Regions from separate parts of the Mus musculus genome. Here region 1 is linked to region 2. The links are chromatin contacts, found by Hi-C or POLR2A ChIA-PET in ENCODE. All regions are on one chromosome and are shown on one strand. Each heading gives the region's core, a stretch centred on a gene start or an enhancer-like site at or near the end of the contact. The rest is flanking DNA. Distances are from core to core; before and after follow the strand shown.

The links. Hi-C counts contacts between places; a loop is a spot of excess contacts on that map. ChIA-PET counts read pairs that join two places held with the same protein, here RNA polymerase II (POLR2A).
Region 1: a loop to region 2 is called in a map of CH12.LX, with 2.3 times the contacts of the local background. The contact joins the promoter of Actr1a here to the promoter of Mfsd13a in region 2. A Hi-C loop is called at or near these places in 4 of 37 maps with a recorded cell type or tissue (CH12.LX, adrenal gland and left cerebral cortex). POLR2A ChIA-PET finds 5 or more read pairs at or near these places in 5 of 5 experiments (Patski and embryonic stem cell).

Annotation. Positions count from the first base shown.
Region 1 is chr19:46,394,472-46,398,358 of GRCm38, forward strand. Actr1a (ARP1 actin-related protein 1A, centractin alpha) reads right to left here and starts at 1,270. Exons shown (of 11, transcript NM_016860.2): 1 at 1,159-1,270. The coding sequence starts at 1,206. Sufu (SUFU negative regulator of hedgehog signaling) reads left to right here and starts at 2,425. Exons shown (of 12, transcript NM_001025391.2): 1 at 2,425-2,813. The coding sequence starts at 2,632.
Region 2 is chr19:46,355,481-46,359,230 of GRCm38, forward strand. Mfsd13a (major facilitator superfamily domain containing 13a) reads left to right here and starts at 1,400. Exons shown (of 9, transcript NM_029186.2): 1 at 1,400-1,504. It also overlaps the pseudogene Gm24610.

The DNA of each region.
Region 1 (3,887 bases), core at 20-2,519, 39 kb after region 2:
AGTGACTCTGAAAAGGTCAGCCTAGGTCAGAGGGAACTGGTAGTTTGCCTCAGGGGAGGGACCCAGAAAGTAGGAAGATTCTAACCAGTGTGGGAGGGACCAAACCTTTGAGTGAAACTCAGAAATTAAGACAAATGTCCCTCCTCATAAAAGCAATACTTAAGTTCTTTCTATTTGTCTTTATCGATGCATGTGTGGAGCGGTGCTTAGCAAAGGATTGCCATTTAGATAAGGCGATGAAGTTGTGGGGCACCATTGCTGTATGACCTTGGTCACCTCCACCTTCCGTGTTCGTACTGTGAAAAGAGGGGCAAACTTCCTCCTTAACCATTCACTTTTTGGGAGGCTTCGACTTGCATGTTGGTGCAAAGCGTCCTGGAAACGCTAGCGCACCTGACAACCACTGTGTCTGATAATCCCCCTGCCTCTCACCTGGGCACTGCAAACATCAAAGCATCTCGCCTGCTTTGTCACCCCCCTTTCTTCTTTACCTTGACTAACTATAATTTATAATCACAAAAATAACTGAAATCCCATGGCCATTTCTGGTACCGGTTTGTCCGGCCCCACCCAGATACAGTTCACTAAATTGCCCCTCCAGCTCACACCCAAGGAAACTGTCCTTTTTCACCGGTGGACCAGCCATCGCCTTCCGCACCCTGAGTTGCCGAGCCAATCCCTACAGCTCTACTGCACGGCACCGCCCCTTACAGAAGGGAAACACTATGGCGACCGGAAGAGCGACAAGCGCCGGAGCCAATGACTGCGGAGTGCTGTTCTAATCCGGCAAGGCCCAAAGGCGGGACCAATAGGCTAAGATAGACAGCAAGAGTAGCCAATTGAGTGATGGAAAACCAGAGCGAAGGCGGGTGTCGGGCTCTAAGAGAACGGTTAAGGCCCCCTGAGCCAAGGGTCCACGGACCCTTCCCGGGCTACAGCTCTTTCCTTTGTCTACCCTCAAATTCTCCATTACACGGATGTTGGCTGGCCGCCCTGCCTTCAAACTATGGATGTGAGGAGGACGCGGGCGGCGGCAGCTGAACCCGCCTGACAGGCCGAGCCAGTGACAAAGAGCTGGCGGCCTAGGCTGAAACCGCGGAAACAATCCTTCCTGGAGGAGAACACAGTCCCTTTAAAGATAGGAAAGATGCTACTCACGTTGTCGATCACAACAGGCTGGTTGGCGATCACATCGTAGGACTCCATGGCAGAGGAATCTTTCCCTCCGAGGAAGGAACTGCCAGCCCGGTCCGCAGCAAACGCCACTGACACGCATGCGCAGTCTAGTCGCCGGTACTGGGCATCCAGGGAGCCGCCCGACCTCGCCTCGGAGGAACTACAATCCCCAGCATTCTTTGCCCCAGGGCTTGCGCTCCAAACCGGGTCCCAGCCCGATCGGATTTAGGAGATTGGACAGTGTATTTCCTACACATGGTGGGGTCTGTAGTGTTTGTAGATTAAAGAGCCACAGTGTTGATGATTATCTTGCATGACTGGATTTGAGATCCCTTCGAAGGGGTTTCCAGTACACTCTTAAATTTTGGAGTCTGAAGTACTTGTGAGTAGTTGGGTTTGGATTTGTCAGTACTTCAGGGGCGGTTGAATTTTACAGAGTAGTTCTATCTCTCAGCCATTCCTTCACTTGGGCAATACAAACCATTAATAAACATCTGTCGCTCAGTGGTAGAATGCTTGCCCAACACATATCCCAGCAGCACCGGGAGTGGTGCTGGAAGCCTTTAATCCCACCTCTTTCGAGGCTAGTCTGGTTTACAGAGTTCCAGGACAGCGAGGGGCTATAGAGAAAAACCCTGTCCCGAAAAACAAAAAAATGAAACAAAAAGCAAAACAAGACAAAACCCATGAAGCAAAAGCCAATGGAGGTTATAAAAAAATACCTGTACGTTGGATGCCACAAAACCACGGGCCTAAAATATCATCTAAAGGTTTAGAAATTGTTTTATTATTTTTCTTGACCTTGATGGATGACAACATCCAGGCGAAGAGAAAGAATAGGTAAATTTTTTTTAAAACAGCCAGGCATTTTCCCCAGGCACATTTCGAGTTACCCTTTTTGTCAATAGTTCCAAGAAATATTAGAGTTGTAACATTAATAATAATGACATACTGTCTAATGAATTAGTTGTCAAGCTTATCTTAAAATTGTGTATTAGTAAAACAATATTAAGCGCTTCTTAGTAGTTGTGTAGAGCTTTCATAGGACCCTGGCGCCTCAAGGTACCAAGTCTCTGTTCTAAACTGGGTTCCTCCTAACACTAGGGGGAGGCCAAGATCCTTGGGACGCTCCCAACCCAGGGGCAGGGAGGCGGAGTCTATTGTCAAGTCACGCCTTCCCCACTTGTGACTGGCAAAGACACTAGCCAATAGGTGTCAGGAAAGGGCACGCTGACGCCCCGCCCCTTGGAGCTCCCCGCGGTCCCACAGCATCCTCTGGCCGACGTCTTGAAGGCTCCGGCTTGGGCGGACGGAGCCTCGTGCGCAGGCGCGGAGTTAGACCTCGCCGTAGCCCCCATCGCCTCGGGGAGTCTCATCCACAGTGGGTCCGCTGGCCCATAGGGGCGCTTTCCCTCCTCTACCCTCCCGGGTTCTCCGCGCGCCCTACGCGCCCCAATGGCGGAGCTGCGGCCTAGCGTCGCCCCCGGTCCCGCCGCGCCCCCGGCCTCTGGCCCTAGTGCCCCTCCGGCCTTTGCTTCACTCTTTCCCCCGGGACTGCACGCCATCTACGGAGAGTGTCGCCGCCTCTACCCTGACCAGCCGAACCCGCTCCAGGTTACCGCTATCGTCAAGTACTGGTATGCTCTGGGCCTCGGGAGGACGGGGTCCGGCCGGGAAAGCTTCGAACACCCGGGACGAAGTAATTTGCAGAAGGGGGAGGAAGAAAACGGTTTAAGTACTGGGGAACCAGGAGCTTCCTGGTGCTGTGGAAGGAGTTAGGACAGAAGTTGGGAATGGGGACAAAGGGTTAATGGATCCCTTGAGTAGTGAGGGGTTAACCCGGATTAGGACAACCGAGAACTGGGGGTGTATACAGAAGCGGAGGGGGGACTGTAAGAGCGAACTGTAAACGTGGAGAAAGGAGGGGGCGCCTGTGGTGGGTCATTAGTGGGCTTGGGGGAGCCAGGGGGCGGCTGGGGTGGGATGGGGGGGGGAGTGAGGCGGGGCCTGGAGAGCATTTGAGAGGGCTTTGGAGGGCACAAGACCGCGTAGTCTAGGGCGGTCCGGGAACCAGGACGCCCCTGTGGGTTAGGAGGGAGCAAGATGAGGGCATTGTGCCTTTGATGAGGGAAGAGTTGAGGAGAGGCCTTCTTTCAGTCTTCTTTCGGGACCTTCCCGAGCGCAGGAGCTTCTGTCATTCAGTGCGAAGCTGTTGCTCTTGAAGTTTGACAGAGCAGCTCTTCCAGATAAACTTTTTGCTTACTCTGCACAGTTCTCTTTCTCTCTGCAGAGCTTGCTTCTGGCTTTGCAGCTGCTTTAGCTTTAGGACGTTAGTTAAGAACAGGTTTCGGGAGAGCCAAGCATTAGCTCGGGATTGAAGGGGATCATAGCTCGCCACCAGGTGCGTGACAGAGACCTGAGTGGGCAGGAGGAATGAAGAAGCGCATTCTGTCTTGTCTTCGTGATTTCAGCCGAAGTTTAAAGATGCCCTGTAAAAGATCAGTTTCCAAATGGGCTGGCTGTCTTTGGGGGTAGAAATGGCACTTTCTCGTCTCCTATTCTTTTTTGCATCCTGTTTCTTCAGTCAGCCTTCAGACAAAACAGGTGTTATGAGACAAGTCCTTGTGGTCTTTCTGAACCAAAAATAGATTCAGAGGTGGCCACATTCAGGCAGGCAGTCGTTGTATTGTATGATCCTGAAAAGTTCCTTG
Region 2 (3,750 bases), core at 150-2,649:
GGACTAGAAAATGAGTTCTAGGGCAGCTAGTGCTGTTAAAGAGAGAAACACTGTCTCGAAAAACAGAAACAATTCATTGACTGTTTCTCTGAACTTCAGGGTTTTTGCTTGGTTGGTTGTTTGGTTGGTTGGTTTTTGAGATGGGATTTCTCTGTATGCCCTACCTTTCCTGGGACTTGCTTTGTAGATCAGGCTGGCCTTGAAAGCAGAAATTCACCTGTCTCTGCCTTCCCAGTGCCAAGACTAAAGGTATGTGCAGCCGCCACCAGCACCCAGTGGTTATTTTCATCTGTAAGTGGAAATAATAGCATCTACTTCCCATGTATAATTTGAGGAAGAGGCATTTGGAACGGTGCACCTATCCTGCAAAGTACATAATAGTAGGTGGCTGAGCAGTTCTTTTATGTGTGTGTATCGCCAGCCCTGTTTTTGTTTTTAGTTTGAGATAGGGTTTAAAGTGCCCGGATTGCCCTTAATTCACTCTGTATTCAGCACAGGCTAGCCTTCTATGTAGCAAGAATTACAGACTATGCCTTTAACCTCGGCACTCAGAAGGTGGAAATTATCAGATCTTTGGGAGTTCGAGGCCAGCCTGGTCTACATAGTGAGTTCCAGAAGAGCTAGAGCCACATGGAGAAACCCTGTCTCGTAAAACAACACCACCACCACCACCACAACAACAACAACAACAACAACAACAACAACAACAACAACAGGAATTTCAGAAAGGCACAATCAGGCATTACTTCCTCTTCTAATTCTTGTTTTTTTTTTTTTTTTTTTTTTTTTTTTTAGGTTTTTCGAGACAGGGTTTCTTTGTGTAGCCCTGGCTGTCCTGGAACTCACTCTGTAGACAAGATGGCCTCCAACTCAGAAATCCGCCTGCCTCTGCCTCCCAAGTGCTAGGATTAAAGGCATGCGCCACCACGCCCGGCTTCGTCTTCTAATTCTTATTACTACCACTACAAAGAAGTCGGGCAGCATGGGTTGTGGGTTAATGGCCAAGTGCCTGTGTCTACCATCTCCTGCCCTGGCTCTCCATTCCTTTGATTCCTCATGCCCACAGCTCAAGCTGGACTTTGCACTCGCAGGCTCACAATCCAGCCGTAGGTAGTCTCTGCTAAATTCTCATCTTCTGAAATTAGGATCGGGGAAGAGAAGGGAGAGTCCCCAAGAGGAACTTGCTTTGAGCTGAAATGACAGTTTTCGTGGAGGTAAGAGAGAGGAGATAAGTACTTCAGGAATCCAGGCAACCTGCCCCTGTTGCCTGATGCCCGTTTTCTTTTGGGTCCCTAAGGGAAATAGCCCATTACAAACATGGCAGCGACAGCCTCAGGCGCGGTCACCTGCCCGAGCTGCTATCGGGAGAGCCGTGCGGAGCCAATAGCTGGGAAGGGGCGGAGGGAGAGACTGGGGAAGCCCAAGGCTGCTAGCGCGCAGGCGCACTGGCTGGCACCTGGCTCCCCCGCTGCCGCGGAATTAGGCATCGTCTGCCAGGATTGCGGTGAGCTGCTGGCCCACGGCCCAGGACCTCTCCGGTCCCGGAGGAGCGGGCCGGACCCCGGGGCTGATCTGATACAAAGGACCAGCCCGAGGGTGGGGCGGGAATGCGTTGCGCTGTTTGAGTCATTGGGACACTTTGCGCGGTTCCTTAAGGTGCCAGATTATGGATTGGAAAATTCTGGGGTCAGGAGGAATTGGGACCAAGGGGCAAGTGTAGAATCCCCGCTGAAGGTCTCTGTTGGGGTAAGAAAAGGGGATGCACCGTCCAGGTTGCTCCTTGAGGAATCTGAGTTCATGGATGCAATGGTTCAGGCCGGGATTCACTCATTGACCTAGTGGCCCTTAAACCTGGTAGCAGAGTAGAACCACTGGATAGTTTAAAAGATGCTGGGCATCACCTCCAGAGATCCCAATTTTAGAGGTCTGAGCGAGGTCCGAGCCTAGGTGTTCTAGAATAGCTAGCTCTTCAGGTAATGTGCAAACGAAATGAAAACCACTACACGTGTTTCTGAGTAGAAAGCTCCTGGGTTGATTCCCAGTTAATTCCTCAGAGACTTAGAAGTGGCCAGCGATTCTGAGGTGAGTCGGCTCTGACACTTTCGTGCCACCATAAAATCCTGTGAAGGACCGAGAAAGTCCCTCTGGCAATGGGTGAAAACTCCATTTTCCATCCGAGGAGGGTGAACCTGTTAACTCGCGGGAGAGAGTCGGGCTCCTTCAACAACTCTCCTGCGGGCTCCTTCATTCTGCGGAGACTGACCAGGGAGTGAAACAGCTAACAATCCAGTCAGCAGCTTGCTGAGAAAATGACACGCCTAGTATTTGCTTTGTTATTATGACTTGAAATTCCACCTGCTCATTCGATACTGGCAGGACAGGCAGCAAACAGATTTGCTTTTTCCACAGACGTGGGAACAAGTTTTGTGGCTACGTGAGGATAGCGTTCATCCTTGACCCAAGCACTGCTGATACATACAGTATTACTTAGTAGTTTTTCCCCTCTGTGGTCTCTACAGGCTCCCTCCTGAAGGGAGTGGGAACCGCCTACCCTCCTCCTCCTGATAGTCTTCCTTCCGGGCCCAGCCGGTTACTCCTTGGTTTCCTCCCTCAATTGTACTCTGTCACCAGAGGTTGCTGCGGTTGGCCAATCTTTCCTGTTGTTAATCTCCCAGAAACCTTGGAGAGTGGACTGCTAGGAGAAGGATCTTGAAGTATCTCCGAAGGGCTCCTCAAGAGAGAAATGCTTTTGTGTCTCCTACCCTCAGCGGGTGTCTTCCATCTTGATAGAAGCTTGGTGGAGGCTTACAAACTCCCTTTTTAGTCTGGCCCCTTTTACTACTACCTGGGTCACATTCTGCCCTTGTTTTCTTAGCTTGGTACTGTGTCCTGGGTGAAAGGGTTGTAACTTACTGCTGGCTTTTACCAACACTGCCCTCGTACATCTGCAGCCTCAATGCACAGGTTTGCTATAGGGTTCGAGGTTGCTACTGCTTCTCCAAACCCCACAGCCAATCAGAGCACCTAGAGTGGGCTGTGGGTGTTTGTTTTCCTGTGACTGCCCTTTGTAAGGCAGAGGACACCCACATTGGCCTTGGGGGACAATGGACTCAGCAGGTGTTGAGCAGAGGCTTGGGGGAGGGATCTGCAGGAGGAGTGGCCTAGCCTTGTTCTTGGGCTCTTGAGCTGGAGGGAAATAGAGAAAGCACTCATTCCCAGGATGCAGGGGGACTGGAAAAGGTAGACAATACCTGATTGGGCGAACCTGGGGGGTATGAGGACCCTGGCGAGGGCTTTGAGGGAGCAAGATTTCATAAGATTGTGGAAGTGGAGCCGGGCAGTGGTGGCGCACGCCTTTGATCCCAGCACTTGGGAGGCAGAGGCAGGCGGATTTCTGAGTTTGAGGCCAGCCTGGTCTACAGAGTGAGTTCCAGGACAGCTAGGACTGCACAGAGAGACCCTGTCTCAAAGCAAAAAGATTGTGGAAGTGGGTGCATGGTGAAATGAGAGGTGCCAAGGTTTGTAGCCAGAACCTGTTTAGAACGTCTTGGTTAATGGTCATTACCAAGGCTTTTAGAGTGCAGTTTCTCATTTGCTGTGGACATGACCATAAAGAAAAATTCCCATGAGGTTTTTCATAGGCTACTACCTGTTGGGAACATTTGTTTAAAAAAAAAAGAACTTCTTGGTTCCAGCACCTCATAGCTTGCGACTGTGGGCCAGTTATTTACCTGATCTCCGGGCTTTGCT